Linked DNA regions of Homo sapiens: region 1 is linked to region 2. The links are chromatin contacts, found by POLR2A ChIA-PET in ENCODE. All regions are on one chromosome and are shown on one strand. Each heading gives the region's core, a stretch centred on a gene start or an enhancer-like site at or near the end of the contact. The rest is flanking DNA. Distances are from core to core; before and after follow the strand shown. Region 1 has its middle 26 kb from the start of MIR9902-1. Region 2 holds the start of B3GNT4 (UDP-GlcNAc:betaGal beta-1,3-N-acetylglucosaminyltransferase 4).

Region 1 (3,749 bases), core at 638-3,137, 470 kb before region 2:
AGAAGATTGGAAAACTACCTATGAGATACTGTGCTCATTACCCCTGTGACAAAACAATCTGTACACCAAACATCAGCAACACGCGATTCACCCATGGAACAAACCTGCACATGTACCCTCTGAATCTAAAATAAAAGTTGGAAAGGAAAAAAAAAAGTACCTGTGGGAAGCTGGGACTTGTGATTGGGGTCTGGAGTGGATGGAAGCCGTCTTGTGAACTGGGCCCTTTAGCTTGTGGGATCTGATGCTAACTCCAGGCTGAACAGTGTCAGATTTGAACTGTAGGACACCCAGTCAGTGTCCAAAGAGAACTGGAGTGCTGCTTGGTGTGGAAACCCCAGTGGGTGTCAGGAGTGTTGTGAGTGTAGAGAAAAATAGTTTATTTTTTTTCTTTTAGGGATGAAATAGATCAAGGAGGGTTGGGCGCGGTGGCTCACGCCTGTAATCCCAGCACTTTGGGAGGCCGAGGCAGGTGGATTGTTTGAGGGCAGGAATTTGAAACCAGCCTGGACAACATGGCGAAACCCTGTCTCTACAAAAAAAAAAAAAAAAAAATACAAAAATTAGCCAGGCGTGGTGGTGCGCACCTGTGGTCTCAGCTACTTGGGAGGCTGAGGCAGGAAAGTTGCTTGAGTGTGGGAGGTTGAGGCTGCAGTGAGCTGAGATCGTGCCACTGCACTCTGGCCTCGACAACAGAGAGAAACCCTGCTAAGGAAAGGAGGGGAGGGGAGGGGAGATCAAGGAGCTGAGAGGACAGGGTACTTCAGTGAGGAAAATAGTAGGTCCTATGTTTCTCATTTTAAGAGTGAGGAAATTAGTCATGAAGGAAACAAGGAGACCTTCTTTTTTTTTTTCTTTTTTTTTTTTTTTTGAGACGGAGTCTCGCTCTGTCGCCCAGGCTGGAGTGCAGTGGCGGGATCTCGGCTCACTGCAAGCTCCGCCTCCCGGGTTCACGCCATTCTCCTGCCTCAGCCTCCCAAGTAGCTGGGACTACAGGCGCCCGCCACTACGCCCGGCTAATTTTTTGTATTTTTAGTAGAGACGGGGTTTCACCGTTTTAGCCGGGATGGTCTCGATCTCCTGACCTCGTGATCCGCCCGCCTCGGCCTCCCAAAGTGCTGGGATTACAGGCGTGAGCCACCGCGCCCGGCCCAAGGAGACCTTCTTACCAAGCCTGGGAACTCAGAAGCTAGGGGAAAAAAAGACGGATATATTTGACCGTATAAACACTGAAACATTTTGTGTGACAAGGGATACCAGAAATAAAACCAATTCAAATGATGGAGCTGAAAAAATATTTGTAATACAAATAATAGTCACCAACTTCTATTGATGAACTTAGTGTGTGCCAGGCTGAATTCTACGTACCTGACACACATTAACTCATCATCTCTAACAGCACTATGAAGGAGGAATTACCGTGATGATGATGATGATGATCACTATTTTATAGTTGAGTACAGAGGTTAAATAATGAAGGTAAATAATTTGCTGAGGTCATGTGGCCAGTCAGGGCTCAGTCAAGATGTAACCTTTGGCAGCCTGCCCCAGCACCAAACCTCTTAATCACTTTGTAGATGAAAGCCAAAAGTCAAATGGACACTATATAAAGAGCTTTTACAAATTGTTCTGAAAAAGAGAATCAACCAATACAGAAATGGACTTAGACTATAAATAGACCATTTGCGGAGGAGCAAAACCAAATGGGTAACCAACAGTATGAAGAGACCCTCAAACTTACAGGGGTCAGACACTTGCGAATGAAAGCAGCAATGAGACATCTCTCTACATTCCTCAGAATAAACTGATTCATCAAGCTAAAACGAGAAAAAAAATCTCAAATGCTGGCAGGAATATGGAGAAAAGGGCATGCTCAGATATGAAGTTTTGTAGTCATTTGGGAAAGCAATTTGGCAACATCTGTTAAAATGGAAACTAAACATACCCTTTGATCTTCTAATCCCACTCTTGAGAATCTATCCAAAGAAATAAAAACACCAACACTTAAGGACAAGAATGTGTATTGGAGCACTGTTTTTGTGTGTGTGCATGTGGCAGAAAACTGACCACAAAGTGAACGCCCATCAAAAAGAAAAGGCATAACGAATAATGCTACTTCCACCCTATGGAATATCATATAGCTATATAAAAGGAATCAATGCCGGCCGGGCGTGGTGGCTCCCGCCTGTAATCCCAGCACTTTGGGAGGCCAAGACAGGTGGATCATGAGGTCAAGAGATCGAGACCATCCTGGCCAACATGGTGAAACCCCGTCTCTACTAAAAATACAAAAAAATTAGCTGGGCGTGGTGGTGCATGCCTGTAGTCTCAGCTACTCAGGAGGCTGAGGCAGGAGAATTGCTTGAACCCAGGAGGCGGAGGTTGCAGTGAGCTGAGATCACGCCACTGCACTCTAGCCTGGCAACTGAGCAAGAGACTGTCTCAAAAAAAAAAAAAAAAAAAAAAAAAAGAAATCAATGCCTCTGACTGGCAAAGTTTCCGCAAATTATTGTGAAGTGTGAAAAGCATGATACAAAAAATGTGTACATTGTCTCCCATTTTTATGAAACAAAAAATATCTATATGTAGAGGACTTTATGCAGACACAGGAAAGCATAGAGAACGCCTATGGGTTAATATCTGTTACTTGTAGGGAGGGGTTGGGAGACTTATGTGGGTTGAGCTGGAAAACCAGGAGTCAGATGAGAAAAAGCTTTACCAGGGGTGGCAAACCACAGCCCACAGGCCAAACTAGCCTGCCACCTTTTATAAATAAAGTTTTAAAAAAATAAATAAAGTCTTTTATAAATAAAGTTTTATTGGAACATAGCTATTCACAGGGCCAGGACTAGGGAGAGGCTGAACCACTCGCTCACTCTCAGCATCACCCCTGCACTTTCAGGACCTGAGATGAGTGTCTCCTTAGAGTGTGCACCCCAGGGGCCTCTGTCCTCTCACCCTAGAGTATTTGCATTCATTTACGTATGATCTGTGGCTTCTTTGTCACTACAAGGCAGAGTTGAGTAGTTGGGACAGAGACTGCATGACTTGCAAGCCTGAAATATTTACAGCACAGGTAAAGTTTGCAGGACTAAGTTTGCCTGGAGTAGTCTAAAATAAAATTGGGTATATGGGCCAGGTGCAGTGGCTCGAGCCTGTAATCCTAGTACTTTAGGAGTTCGAGGTGGGCAAATAGCTTGAATCCAGGAGTTCAAGATCAGCCTGGGAAACATGGTGAAACCCATCTTTACAAAAAAAAAAAAAAAAAAAAAAAGATTACCCCAGGTGTGGTGGTGTGTGCTTGTGGTACCAGCTACTCAGGAGGCTGAGGTGGGAGGATCGCTTGAGCCTGGGAGGTGGGCAGTGAGCTGAGATTGAGCCACTGCACTCTAGCCTGGGTAACAAAGTGAGACCTTATCTCACAAAAAAAAAAAAAAAAAGGCCAGGAGCAGTGGCTCACGCCTGTAATCCCAGCACTTTAGGAGGCTGAGGCGGGCAGATCACAAGGTCAGGAGTTTGAGACCAGCATGGCCAACATAGTGAAACACTGTCTCTACTAAAAATACAAAAATTAGCCGGGCATGGTGGCGCGTGCCTGTGGTCTCAGCTACTCGGGAGGCTGAGGCAGGAGAATCACTTGAACTGGGAGGTGGAGGTTGCAGTGAGCAGAGATCGTGCCACTGCCCTCCAGCCTGGGCAACAGAGTGAGACTTCGTCTCAAAAAAAAAAAATAGATATATGAACACATT
Region 2 (3,795 bases), core at 437-2,936:
TAGGTGCTAGGGATGCAGTGGCAAGCAAGACAGGGTCGCTGCCCTCTCAGAGGGGAGCACAAAACGCATAGGAACCAGGTATGTTGAGAAGTTACAGTCTAATGCAGAGAATTGGCTGACGCGGAGGACGGATCCCATAGCCAAGGGTAGCTAAAAAGCCCTCCTTGATGGAGGGACGTTTGAGCAAGAACTGAGTGAGGAATGGCACCTTGCGTGAAGACCTGGGGTCTCTGCAGGCCGTGGGCAGAGTCAGGCAGCTCCAGGGCAGGAGAGAGGGGAGAAAGAAGGGAGACGGGGGCCCAGCAGGTTTACAGTAGGAAGAGGCCAGCCCGGCTAGTGAAAGAGCTAAGGGTTTTGTTGGTTTTTTTTGAGACAGTGTCTCTGTCACCCAGACTCTAGTGCAGTGGCACAATTATAGCTCACTGCAGCCTGGAACTCCTGGGTTCAAGCGATCCTCCGGCCTCGGCCTCCCCAGTAGCTGGGACTACAGGCGTGCAGGGCCCGGCTAATTTATTTTTTGTAGAGATGTGGTATCTTTTGTTGCCTGGGCTGGTCTGGAACTCCTGGCCTCAAGCGATCCTCCCGCCTTGGCCTCCCAAAGCGTTGGGACTACAGGCGTGAGCCACCGGCCAGAGTTTTCTGAGCCCCCTGGAGATCTATGCGGGGGTGGGGGACAAGGGGGTCTGGCAGAGGCGGTGAAAGAATCTGACCTTTGGTAAAAGGCCACTCCTACCGCCCCTTCCCTGGTGGGCTGCGGAAGGCTGGGGAGGAAGCATGAACGGCAGCTGGAGACTGTCTCCGTGCTCAGGATGCCGGGCGGCGGCGGCGGCGGGGTCGAAGCGAGATGAGTCTCAGGTGTGCGAGCACCGCGGGCTGTGGACGAGAGGCCCGGGCGGGCGGCGGTGCCATTCACCGAGAAGGGCGCACAGCAGGTGGCTTGGTTCCGTCCCAGGAGGTTTCAGCCCAGGCTGCGCCGCGGCCCGGGTGGCCCCTGTCCCGCCGCGGGCGTCCCCAGGCGCTGGCCGCACGGCCTCGCCCCGCCGCCCTCCGAGCCGCGGAGACCCCAGAGCCCGGCTCTCCACCCGCCGCGGAGCGCACGACCCCGTCTGGTGGGGCGCGGGTCCTGAGGCTGCGCTCGGCCTTGGGCGGCAGCCGCCTCGGATCCCCACAGGACTCGGTGACCCAAAACGCCCTGGCGCGGGCAGGGGGCGAACTCTGGTTCATTCTTTCAACGCGACAGTCTCCGAAGGGCTGACGGCAGCAGAGACCCACTCTGCGGGGACCCCCGGGCCGGGGTTGGCAGCAGCGCTGCGCGTCGGGCGCGGGCGGCCCAGGCTGGCGGGGTCTACCGCGCCCGGCTCCAGCCTCTGTCCCCAGCCTGGAGAACCGAAGCCGAGCGGCCCGTGGGCCCCGAGCCGTGCCCGCCGAGGCCAGACTCGCGCCGCACCCGGGCGGGGCCGGCGTCCTCGCGGGGACCCTGGGGGACCGGGGAGCGGGCCGCGGGGTGCAAAGGCACGGCCGCCCTGGCGACGCCCCTCCCTGCACGGTGACCCAGCCTCCCTCACAGCAGCGGCGTCCCGGCCCCCAACCTACCTGAGCGTGACGCCGGGGTACGGGCGTGGAGCTCGTGCAGCGGAGCCAGGGCGGATGGCGCCCAGGTGCGCGGAGCTCTCGGGGCTCGGGAGTGGGCGGGGCTTCTGGAGGAGGTGGGAATTTGGGGCGGGGTTCTGGCGGGGGCGGGTTTGGGGCCTCCCCGGACCCAGCCGCGGGTCTCCGCAGCGCCGGAGGCTGGACGCACGCGTCCCGCGCCCGGTCCTGGGGTCCGCACGAGCCGGGTCGGGCAGAGGCTGCTCCTCCTCCCCAGGACGCCGGCGCCACACCCGCCCCCCGACGCGTGCGGCGGGACAGAAGCGGAGGCGGGAGTGCTGGGAACAGCCTTTACTGCCCACGCCCTACACGGCGAACATGCGCAGAGCCTCCTCCGCCGAGCGGCACTGGTTCAGCTGGATCTGCACCTCTACGGTCAGGGGCTCAGGGTGGTAATCGCCTTCGTAGATCGGAATCACGGCTTTCGGCTTTTCTGAGAAAATTTAAGTGCGAGCATGAGCCCCGGGAGACGGATGGGCTGGCGTTCTCGGCCGCCCTGACCCATCCCATATGCAAGCCCTGGACCCTGTCCCAGCGGGAGCACAGTTTTGGTCCTCGGGTGTTAACAGTAATAAGAAATAAAATTAAATTGTATTTAATTAGATCATTTAATAAATCGCAGCTGTTTGAGTTGCAAGACTGGCTGCTTTTTGCTTTGAGACAGTGTCGTGCTCCGTCGCCCAGGCTGGAGTGCGGTGGCATGATCCCGGCTCACTGCAACCTCCGCCTCCCAGGTTCAAGCGATTCTCCTGCGTCAGCCTCCAAGTAGCTGGGATTACAGGCGCCTGTCACCACGACCGGCTATTTTTTGTAGTTTTAGTAGAGACGGGGTTTCACCATGTTGGCCAGCCTGGTCTCGAACTCCTGACCTCAAGTGATCCGCCTGCCTAGGCCTCCCAACGTGCTAGGATCACAGGCGTACACTACCGAGCCCAGCTGCAGATATTTTCTTAAAAATGAAGTAATTATAGCACTTCAGGGGAAACAACTGAAAGCATTTCAATAAATGTATAACATTTGCCCTAAAAATGAGACAACATTGTATCTGCCACCATGAATTTACCAATTTTCCAATACGCAAAGACCTTTCTAATGATGTGGGTGGTGATAGTAAAGAACGTGATCTTTGGAAAATGTATAGTGACAGGTGTCAACTGTTGGAATATCTGCATAAGTCTGTTAACCTGTAGTTTACAAGTAACTCATGCATGTTACAAACTGCATGGTAAAATATCCGTTCAAAATGCAAACTAGATTAATGAATTTTAATCTGATTATGAAAAATTCAATATAGATTGTTTTCACATTGTAACAACCTTTAAGAAATTACCACTTGTCAAATTTGGTGTAATATTAAAGAAATTATATTATTTTAAGGTCTATTAAAATACTCCCTCTTTTCCAATTATGGGCCTGAGGTTGGATTTTCTTTGTGCACGTCAATTACAGCAACATATTGCAAGCAGTTGACTGCAGAAGTAGCTGTAAGAATCCAGCTGTCTTCAATTAAGCCAAACATTAAAGAGATTAAAAAAAAAAAAACCTTTTTAAGGCCATCTTAACCCACAGATAAGTATCACAAATCACATGTTCATATAGGCATGGGTTTTGAAGTCCAGCAGCATATGCCCTCCAACGTTTACTTCTTCAGGCTGGCGTGAAATGGCGCGATCTCAGCTCACTGCCACCTCTGCCTTCCAGGTTCAAGCGACTCTCCTGCCTCAGTCTCCTGAGTAGCTGGGATTACAGGCACCCACCACCGCACCTGGCTAATTTTTGTGTTTTCAGTAGAGACGGGGTTTCACCATGTTGGCTAGGCTGGTCTCGAACTCCTCACCTCAGGTGATCCGCACGCCAAAGTGCTGGGATTACAGGCGTGAGCCACCATGTTGGGCCTGTTTCCACTTTTCGGCTTCAGTATGATGGGTTGCTCTGCTATGATCGGGCCTCATGCTTTTTGCAGCCACCTCCCACGGCACTCCCTGTCTCCTTTCTCTCCCTCCCAGTTGGTTGTTCTTTCTGAACCTCAAACCTGAGACGCACCCATTTCAGATGCTTCTCCAGCTCCCCACAGGACAAGCCCAGGCCCCTCTTACAGCAAATAAGGGCCGATGGCCTGAAGCTGGAGGCAGACACCTCGGAACCAGA

Evidence for each region. ChIA-PET counts read pairs that join two places held with the same protein, here RNA polymerase II (POLR2A).
Region 1: POLR2A ChIA-PET joins it to region 2 with 10 read pairs in naive thymus-derived CD4-positive, alpha-beta T cell. The contact joins the enhancer-like site here to the promoter of B3GNT4 in region 2. POLR2A ChIA-PET finds 5 or more read pairs at or near these places in 4 of 52 experiments (Caco-2, H1, K562 and 1 more).

What each region holds. Positions count from the first base shown.
Region 1 is chr12:122,667,634-122,671,382 of GRCh38, reverse strand. No RefSeq gene overlaps it. Among named protein-coding and RNA genes, the nearest start is that of MIR9902-1, 26 kb to the left of the region's middle. Within about 2 kb of position 1,887, at least 2 of the 41 ENCODE cell types and tissues checked have a DNase peak (open chromatin) inside an H3K27ac peak, as active enhancers do.
Region 2 is chr12:122,201,600-122,205,394 of GRCh38, reverse strand. B3GNT4 (UDP-GlcNAc:betaGal beta-1,3-N-acetylglucosaminyltransferase 4) reads right to left here and starts at 1,686. Exons shown (of 3, transcript NM_030765.4): 1 at 1,594-1,686; 2 at 711-873. The coding sequence starts at 776. LRRC43 (leucine rich repeat containing 43) reads right to left here. Exons shown (of 12, transcript NM_001098519.2): 12 at 1,924-2,080. The coding sequence ends at 1,953. RefSeq lists a silencer at 1,372-2,001.